Regions from separate parts of the Homo sapiens genome. Here all the other regions are linked to region 2. The links are chromatin contacts, found by Hi-C in ENCODE. All regions are on one chromosome and are shown on one strand. The core of a region is the stretch at or near the end of the contact, and the rest is flanking DNA. Distances in the headings are between cores, read along the strand shown.

Region 1 (2,700 bases), core at 62-2,561, 5.7 Mb before region 2:
GGCCAAGGCGGGTGGATCACTTGAGGTCAGGAGTTCAAGGCCAGCCTGGCCAACATGGCGAAACCCCATCTCTACTAAAAATACACAAATCAGCTGGGCGTGGTGGTGCACGCCTGTAGTCCCAGCTACTTAGGAAGCCGAGGCAGGAGAATAGCTTGAACCTGGGAGGCAAAGGGTGCAGTGAGCCAAGATCGCGCCACTGCACTCCAGCCTGGGCGACAGGGCAAGACTCTGTCTCTCAGAAAAAAAGAAAGAAAGAAAGAAAGAAAAAAAAAGATTTATAGTAAGTCTAAGATTTTTCACAACATATTTTTCCTCCCTAATCATTTGGCTATTTGTCTTTAGCTCTTACAGAAAAGTTGGGTTATAGTCCTGGCTTTGATTACCCATCTCAGTGTCATTGATTGTGCCACCTAAATTTCTCTGGACATCTTGTCTGGTTGGTTGAATGAGAGGGTTGGACTATGTGATCACCAGGACCTTTCTAATCGTCAACTCCTAGAATATACATTTTGTGGATTCAGTCTTTGAGTCTAGCTCACTTACTCAGTTTCCTAAATATTTGGAGCAAATATAGTATACTTTTATTGTTAAGGATATATCACTTACCCCTAATGTTAGCTGACTGCATGGGTTATAATTGTAATCATTCATCGCATTTTTCGTCTATTAGCAAATATACATGCTCTCCATAGATGATCACGTCTGCTCCTCACAACAGCTTTATAAGGTGGATTTTAAAGCTCCCATTTTATGGAGGAGGAAGCTAAGGCTCAGACGGTTTTGATTCATCCAAGGTCAAATAGGTTGGGTGGCAGAACCAGAATTCCAGCCCCGTGTGTCTGCAACAAAACCTTTATATGTTTAAAGAAACATTAATGAAGCCGTATATATTTTCTAATTCTAAGGATCATGGACTTTATTTTTCAACCACAGATTTTTTTTTCCTCCTTCTTAAATCATTAGCTCTTGTCTTTGATTTTACTGTCTGCTTACTTCCTGCCTACTTAACCAACCGACAGGGAGAAGGAGAATGGGAAGAGGTTACTGTTTTTATGTTAAGTGTCTTTTCAAAGTCTAATTTACAGCCAAGAACAGCAAAAGTACCCCTTGGCTTTGTGCCTCTGCGGCGCCCCGGAGATCTCCTTCCCCGTCCCTCTTCCTTTCCGAGAAGCCGCGTTCCGTTGTTGAACTACGTTTCCCAGCGTGCCGCGCGGCCGAGAGCGTGGACTCGACCAGCCCTTCCTCTTTGCCTATCAGCTCGTCGCAGCATGATGATGCAAATGCGTCGGGCGCCGATGAGTGACGACATTCTGGCTCGCGACCGCGGCAGCCGCCTTAGCAGGGGTAATAGGCGCAACGGCGGCGGAGGCTGCAGGGACGACGACGACGACGGCGGCGGGGCGGGCGCTGTGCGCACAGGGGAGGGGTAGGCGGGCGTCGCCAGCGGCTTCAACTGCGGCAGCTACGGCTAGGGCGACGGAAGAACTCCCACCAGTCGGCGGTCGAGTTAGGCCTCAGCACCGCGGGGAACTGTTCGTGCTGTCCTCTGCGGGAGATCTCCATAGAGACCGTGACACACACAGAGGCGGGGGTCCGCAGAGGCGGCCGGACCGGAGCCTCCTCGGCCTCTGCGGCCGCCACCCCCTTCCCCGCTGCCAGCACTCACCCTCTCTCCGCTCCTGCTCGCAACCTCGCGGTTCCTGGGGTGCTTGTGCCCACTGTGTGGACAGCGCGGGCGGACTTTTGGGCCGGGGCCGGGCGGCGGGGGAGGCTCTCTAAGGCCTCCGCCTCTGCCTCTCCCGCCCCCTTACCCGCCCCGGAGCGGGAAGCGGCGGAGGCTCCGCCATGGCCTCGGGAGCCGGAGGAGTCGGAGGGGGCGGTGGCGGCAAGATCCGGACGCGGCGTTGCCACCAGGGGCCAATTAAGCCTTACCAGCAGGGGCGACAACAGCATCAGGTATGGGACCCCGACGCCGCGGTGGCCTGGCGGGTGGGGAAACTCGGCTGGAGGGGACGGGCGGTTCGAGGCCCCGGCGCCCCACGTGGAGCAGACAGGAGGGCCTGAGGAAAGGCCCGAGTGAGGCTCCGGGGGAGCTCAGGCCGTTGGGGGTGGCGACGGGAAGTGGGCTGAGACAGGCCCAGCCTTGCGGCGCACACGTGTGGTTTGGGCCGCCTTTCCCCCAACTCTCTGGGTCAGGGGCTTTCCCAGGCAGGCTCTGGGCGGGAAAAGAAATTGTAGGCCCATGATGCGCGCGTTTCTTTATTTTTTGGCGGGGATTTGGAATTTGAGGGTATTACTCATGTTCTCTCGAGGGAGAAAGGAAAAGATGTGGTTGATGGCCCTTATACTTGCTGTTTTCTGGTGTCCCTTCTTTAGTGTGTTTGAGGAGGGGGGGCTGCCCCTTGGAATCTTAACTCTGGGGCAGACGGGGAGTTGTGGGGGGCGCTGTTACATGGAAAGTGGAATAACTTAGTCTCAGCCTATGAGTTAATTCTCGGTTTCCCCTGCCTGTGGCCCTCCTCGTCTTGAGAGCATTGGCTTAGATTTTATTAACCAGGTTATAGTTAACCGTGGCACTGGGGCATTTTGAAAGTCCCTCTCCACCCTTACGTCTTTTCTCTGCTGCGCGACTCCCCTCCCCCCCCCCAACACCGCCACCCCCGCCTTTATTTTGGAGGCTGGAATTGGCCATTCTCC
Region 2 (2,845 bases), core at 316-2,815:
AGCACAAAATTATTTGCAATTTTTAACTACATGGTAAAATAATACAAAAAAAAATGATGGTCTAAGTATTTCATCTAGCATTGTGCTAAGTGATCTATAAAAGATAGGGTTTCTCAGCTCCTTGCTCTAAAGAAACATCCACTATCTAATTCAGGAAGGTTCTGATTCAATAAAGAATTGAGACACAGCTGAACCAAATAAATTGCATGAATGCTTAACTACGTTCGTTGTTAAACTTAAAGCTTTTAAATGGTAACGATATTTGGAAGTTTTTAAAGCGTGAACTCTGACTGTAATCCAATCATGTGATCCCATGGGATCCGGAGCATAAATGTAAAATATGCACATTCCCTGTCCGTAAAGGCTTTCTGCTACCCCGTTCATTGCCTACCCACTGTCCCTAGCTGTCCATCCCATATTTAAATCCTTGTGGGGGGAAGTGGGTATTTCCAAAGACAGCAGCATTGTAGCGACTAGGACGAGTGATAAACCGTTCCTTTACGGGAAAGAAATAAATACTACATGGAGCAAAAACATGACACGATCAAAAAGCGTAAAGACAGTTGCAAGGAGAAAAAACATGAATGAATGTGGAGGGCGGAGCCTGGGAAAACCCCTCTGCAACGCTGCACTGAACAAAGCGCTTCGCATGCCAGGAGGAGGGGGGGAATGGAAGTGCCAGCTCAGGAAGGAGCCTGGAGTGGATGCAGAGAGCTGAGGAGGAGGAGGACGAGATGAGGCGAGCGCGGCAGCCCTGAGACTCCTCCTCGCCGCCTGCTCCGCCGCCGCCCCCTCCCCTCTCCAGCCAGCAACTCCTTCCCGAGCCCGACCCCAAGGCGAGCCCGAGCCGACCCGCACCCCAACCCACCGCCCCCTTCCCAACTGCAGCTGGCGCGCACTCCCAACCCGGAAAGAAACTACCCAGGTGGCCGGGAGTAAACAGGCACTTAGAGCAAAGAACGAAAGGGAAAGAAACCCACAAAGCCGGGAGGTTGGGATGCCGAGGCCTGGTCTCTTTCACCCCCCACCCTCTTGCAAAATGCGTCTGCGGCTGGAAGGCGGCTGGGGAGGCTGGGTCCCTCTGTACCTGCTCGGCTCGCGCGCGGCGAGGGCGCCCAGAAGTGCCAAGGGTCTCCCGCACGCAGCCATCCCCTCTGCAAGGTCGGCGGTTGCACACACACGCACACACACACACACACGCGCGCCCGCACGCCCCCCGCCCGCCGAAGGGATGTGCTCCTGCCCCCCCCCCCCTCCGCCCCGCCGCCCTCCCCAGCTGCAGCGCCCCCGCCGCGGAGCCCGCGCCGAACCTGCTGCCAGGACGCCCGGCGGAGCCGCTGCCGCTGCAGCCGGCCCTGGAGCTGCGCTGCTGATGGCGGCGGCCGCGGCTCGGGATCTCCGCGACCCCCGCGCGGCGGCGGCGGCGGCGCCTGGGATCCCTCCTTCACTTGACAACCCCAAACACAAACATAACCTCCTCCGGCGGCCGCCGCTCCCCGGTCCCCCGCTCCGTCCGCCACCCTGCCGCCGCCCAGCAGCCGCCACGCTGAAGGCCGGCGACTGGCGCTCACACCACCCAGCACTGAAATATTAAACAGGGGAGCGGGCCGGGGGGCGGGGGGGGGAGCGCGGGGCGCGCGGGCGGGGGCCGCAGCCGCCGGGCGGAGGAGGCGGCGAAGCTCGCCGGCGCCCGGAGCCACGGCATGATCGCGGCCGCCAGGGAGCCGGGCAGCCGGGCTGGGGGGCGCGCGCCGCGGCGGGGCGGGCGGACAGACCCTGGGGCCGCGGGGCCCGGGGCGGGAAGGACGGGCGCGGGCTTTACCTCTCCCCCGGGGCAGAGTAGGGCACGTTTAGCGTCTTTGGGGCCGGCGGGAGGAACGCGGGCCGGGCGGCGCGGGGGAGGCAGGGCGAAGGTCGGAGGCTTTCCCGCGGGTGGGCGGGGCGGCAGGGGATCCCCGGGGGCGGGAGGAGGGGAGGCCGCGGGCGGCGACGCGTGGGCGGGGGAGGGGGCGTCCCCGCGGGGGCTGGGGTTGAGGCCGGGGCGAGGGGCGCGGGACGCCCAGGCGCCGGGGCCCAGCTGGGCCGGCGCGGCCGCCAGCTCTGACCGGGTGTAGGGACTGGATGGGCGCCCGGCCCGGCACGAACCCGGAGCCAGTGCCCCGGGTCTCCCCGGCGGGGCGGGCCCCAGACCGCGCCGGCCCCGCCACCTACCCGCCGCTTCGCCCCTCCCCGCCCCGCCCGGCCGAGCCGCCGCAGGGACGGGAGGGGGACGCGGGAGGAGGTGGCAGCGCAGCCCGGGGGGGAGGGGCGGGGTTAGGGACGCGGGGGGCGGGAGCCCTGGGTCGCGACGCCTGGGGAACCAGCACACGGCGGGGGCGGAGGGGCGGGCCCGGCCAGTCACGCGGCCCCGGGAAGGCCTGGCGGGGTCGCTCAGTTGGGGGCGGTTGGTCCGGGAAGAGGGACGGGACGGGCGGGGCCGTAGTTTCTCTTTACCGTCTCTTTACTTTCTACAGCAGGATGTGGGCCGGCCGCTGACGTCATGGGGTCTCCCGGCCCCGCCCCTCGCCCGGGCAGAATGGGGGAGGGGGAGGCGGGGGGGGGGGGGGACCCCAAGGGGGTTTCCTCAGCAACGCGTAGAAGGAAGGGGAAAGTCATTGTGAAACTTAAAACTCATTAACTTTGAAAAACAACTTTTAAAAAAACGGAGGGGGCAGGGTGTTGGTTTGGAGAGTGGAAGGGGACATGTTAACCCTGAACTGAAACCACTTTTTGGTGGCGGATGTTCTATTAAAAGAGCGAGGAAAGCCAAGGTTATTCCAGAGGCCGCTCCAAAGCCCCGCTGGTG
Region 3 (2,700 bases), core at 15-2,514, 6.1 Mb before region 2:
ACCTCGGCCTCCCAATATTGAATAATTCAATATTGAATTATTCAATATTCAACATGCAGTTCAATGATTCAATATTAAATCCCCAATTGCCTAGATATCTTTTGTTGATTCTCCCAGCAAGGCAAATAATTATTGATGGTAATTTTCTCATGTACCTCCTGAAGAAGCCTTCTCTCCCACTCGCCTTTCTGCCACTAAAATAGATTTAAAAACACAAAACAAAACTGGTCAAAGCCTTGAGTTATGTGTGTATACGTGGTGTGGGGGATTCCCCAACTGGAGTGGACTGGGGAGTCCTGCAGGCTTACCCAAGGGAAGACTGGACTTCTATGTGGCTGGTTTCCACATCACTGAACCCCAACTTTCTACAGCTGGGTCGGCCTCTTCCTTCCTCTTTCACCTGTCAGCTGCCCGGCCGTTGACTAACAGCTACCCTAATCGGGCCACCCCTCCTCCAGGTCTCCAATCCCAGAGGAGTTACCCCAGCAACCTGGCAATGCTCATCAAGTCTCAACGCGTGGTGGCTGTGCCAGAGAATTACTACAACACCTGCAAGGCTGTGCGGGCTCCTGGCCGCACCCTATCGGCCGGGAAGAACAAGCGAGGGAGTTCCTACTCCAGGACCGTGGGGTTCTCCCGCGGCTCTGACAGTCCCCAGGAGGGAGCCCCAAACTCCCGGTGCCAGCTGCAGCCGCCTCGCTTTCCGAGAAGCTTTCGGAAGCTTTTCGAAGTCGGAGAAGCAACTGCCCCGGGGCTCACCTTTGCGCTGAAGAGGTGCCGGGAGTCTCGGGGAAAAGGCACCGCTGTACAGAAAGGAAACATTGTAGGGGGGTTAGCCGACCGGCAACATCGCGACGAACCCGGCGACCCCACGCCCCAACACCCTAGCCCGGGAATTCCCCCTTCTTCAGACAGATACCCACCCCGCACCCTCTTTTAATCCGGGGCAGGAGGTATCCGTCCCTGGGGCACCCGCCCACCTCCCACCACGGCGAGGGGCGCTGCACAGGGGGAAAGGGAGGGCTTGCACCCCAACCAAGCTGCTTTGTGCAACGCTGTCACCCGAAATCCGCCACGGCCCCCACGCACGCCCCCGGAGTGGGGAGCCTCCCACCTCTGAGCGCCAGCGAGGCGGTGCGCGCCGCCCTGGACTGCGGGCGCCTCTCCGGAGCCGCGCGCCGCGCGCACAGGACGGCTGCAGCCGCGCCGCGAGCCCCAGCCTCTTCTCGGCCGCCGCCGCCGCCGCCGCTTCCGCCCCTGTCACGGCGTGACCCGGGGTGGGAGGAGCCGACAGGACTAGGGATGGGTAGGGTCCCCGCCTTCGCTTTAGCCGCAGCGCTCGCTCCGCCCTGCCCATTTCCGCCGCTGCGCAAACCCCGGCGCTTGGGGAAGTGGGTGGAGTCTGTGCAACGAGGTACGGGGCGGGAGTGGAGACGGGGCGCCGGGAGAGGGGGCGGGAACTGAGGCGGGGCGCGGGAAAGAGGCGGGGCGCGGGAAAGAGGCGGGGCGCGGGCGGAGGCGGGGCGCGGGCGGAGGCGGGGCGCGGGCGGAGGCGGGGCGCGGAGAAGTGGCGGAGGTGGAAGCGGAGGCGTACCCGCCCCTGGGGACGTCATTGGTGGCGGAGGCAATGGCCGGCAACCAGCTGTAAGCGAGGTAGGCTCACTCGGGCGCGGAGGGTGCGGGTGAGAAAGGGAACGATTTGCTAGGAGTGTATGCGCCCGTGCTAGGGCTCCCAGGAATTCTTACAAGCGTAGACAGCCTAGCAATCAGCCCTGTGAAGTGGGGTTCAGGGCAGAAGCGGAAACTGGGAATAACGAGGTCGGACAGTAAATGACCTGAATCCAATGTCCAGGATTTAAAGTGCTTCCAAAGCACTGGTGTGTTTTAATTATTTTTTTTTCTTTTTTCTTTTAGAGACAGGGTCTCCCTCTGTCGCCCATGCTAGCGTGCAGTGGCACAATCATAGCTCACTGTAACCTGGAACTCCTGGGCTCAAGTGATCTTCCCGCCCCAGCCTCCTCGGTAACTGGGACTACAGGCTCGCTGCACCACGCTTGGCTAATTTTTCAAATTTTTTTTTATAGAAACGGACTCTCGGTTTTTTCCCCAGCCTGGTGTATTAGTGATTTTTGGGAAAAAATAAGTACTGCCAAATAGTGAGTGATCCCTGGTGATGTGGGAAACTGGGGTGCTGTAAATATTCTGTCTTGCTCTGCGGTGGTTACACAGGTGTATGTATATGTAAAAAATTCACCGAGTCATACTCTTTTAAGATGTGTGCACCTTAGGAAAGTTTCTTCTCAATTTTATGAAATTTAAAAACAAAACTATAGCAGAAGCTTTTGAAAAGGTGAGAATGGAGACTAGAACAACTTGAGGACTTTGTTTGTGGGCAGAAATTTTTGTGAAATTTCCCTTCCTTAATTCTTGTAATGTGCACTTTTTTTGTATTATAGAAATAAACTTTATTTCTCTAGAAATGATGTATACAAGTGGAGTCCATGCTGAGAAACTGTTAGAACAGCTAAGACGTTGAGCCCAGGAGTTTGAGACCAGCCTGGGTAACATAGCAAGACCCTGTCTCTACAAAATATTTAAAAATTAGCCAGGCATGGTGGTGCACCCTTATAGTCCCAGGTACTCAGGAGGTTGAAGTGAGAGGATCGCTTGAGCCCCAGTGTTGGAGACGGAAGTGTCATT

The links. A loop is a pair of places that touch in the nucleus more often than their neighbours do. Pooled maps may share reads with other maps.
Region 1: a loop to region 2 is called in a map of CD8-positive, alpha-beta T cell, with 13 times the contacts of the local background. The contact joins the promoter of NUP153 here to the promoter of HIVEP1 in region 2. A Hi-C loop is called at or near these places in 3 of 168 maps with a recorded cell type or tissue (CD8-positive, alpha-beta T cell and naive thymus-derived CD4-positive, alpha-beta T cell), 1 of 37 single-sample maps with no recorded cell type and 9 of 50 pooled maps.
Region 3: a map of B cell shows a loop between it and region 2 (30-fold over the local background). The contact joins the promoter of KDM1B here to the promoter of HIVEP1 in region 2. A Hi-C loop is called at or near these places in 5 of 168 maps with a recorded cell type or tissue (B cell, CD4-positive, alpha-beta T cell, CD4-positive, alpha-beta memory T cell and 2 more) and 11 of 50 pooled maps.

Annotation. Positions count from the first base shown.
Region 1 is chr6:17,705,536-17,708,235 of GRCh38, reverse strand. It overlaps NUP153 (nucleoporin 153), which reads left to right and starts at 1,311. Exons shown (of 22, transcript NM_005124.4): 1 at 1,311-1,959. The coding sequence starts at 1,849. NUP153-AS1 (NUP153 antisense RNA 1) reads right to left here and starts at 1,193. Exons shown (of 3, transcript NR_134618.1): 1 at 1,108-1,193; 2 at 610-842. RefSeq lists enhancers at 1,120-1,389, 1,199-1,893 and a silencer at 1,480-1,989.
Region 2 is chr6:12,011,032-12,013,876 of GRCh38, reverse strand. HIVEP1 (HIVEP zinc finger 1) reads right to left here and starts at 1,565. Exons shown (of 9, transcript NM_002114.4): 1 at 1,311-1,565. RefSeq lists silencers at 1,411-1,550, 1,731-2,640.
Region 3 is chr6:18,153,986-18,156,685 of GRCh38, reverse strand. It overlaps KDM1B (lysine demethylase 1B), which reads right to left and starts at 1,264. Exons shown (of 22, transcript NM_001364614.2): 1 at 1,115-1,264; 2 at 760-803. TPMT (thiopurine S-methyltransferase) reads left to right here and starts at 1,609. Exons shown (of 9, transcript NM_000367.5): 1 at 1,609-1,653. RefSeq lists an enhancer at 324-563 and a silencer at 1,004-1,563.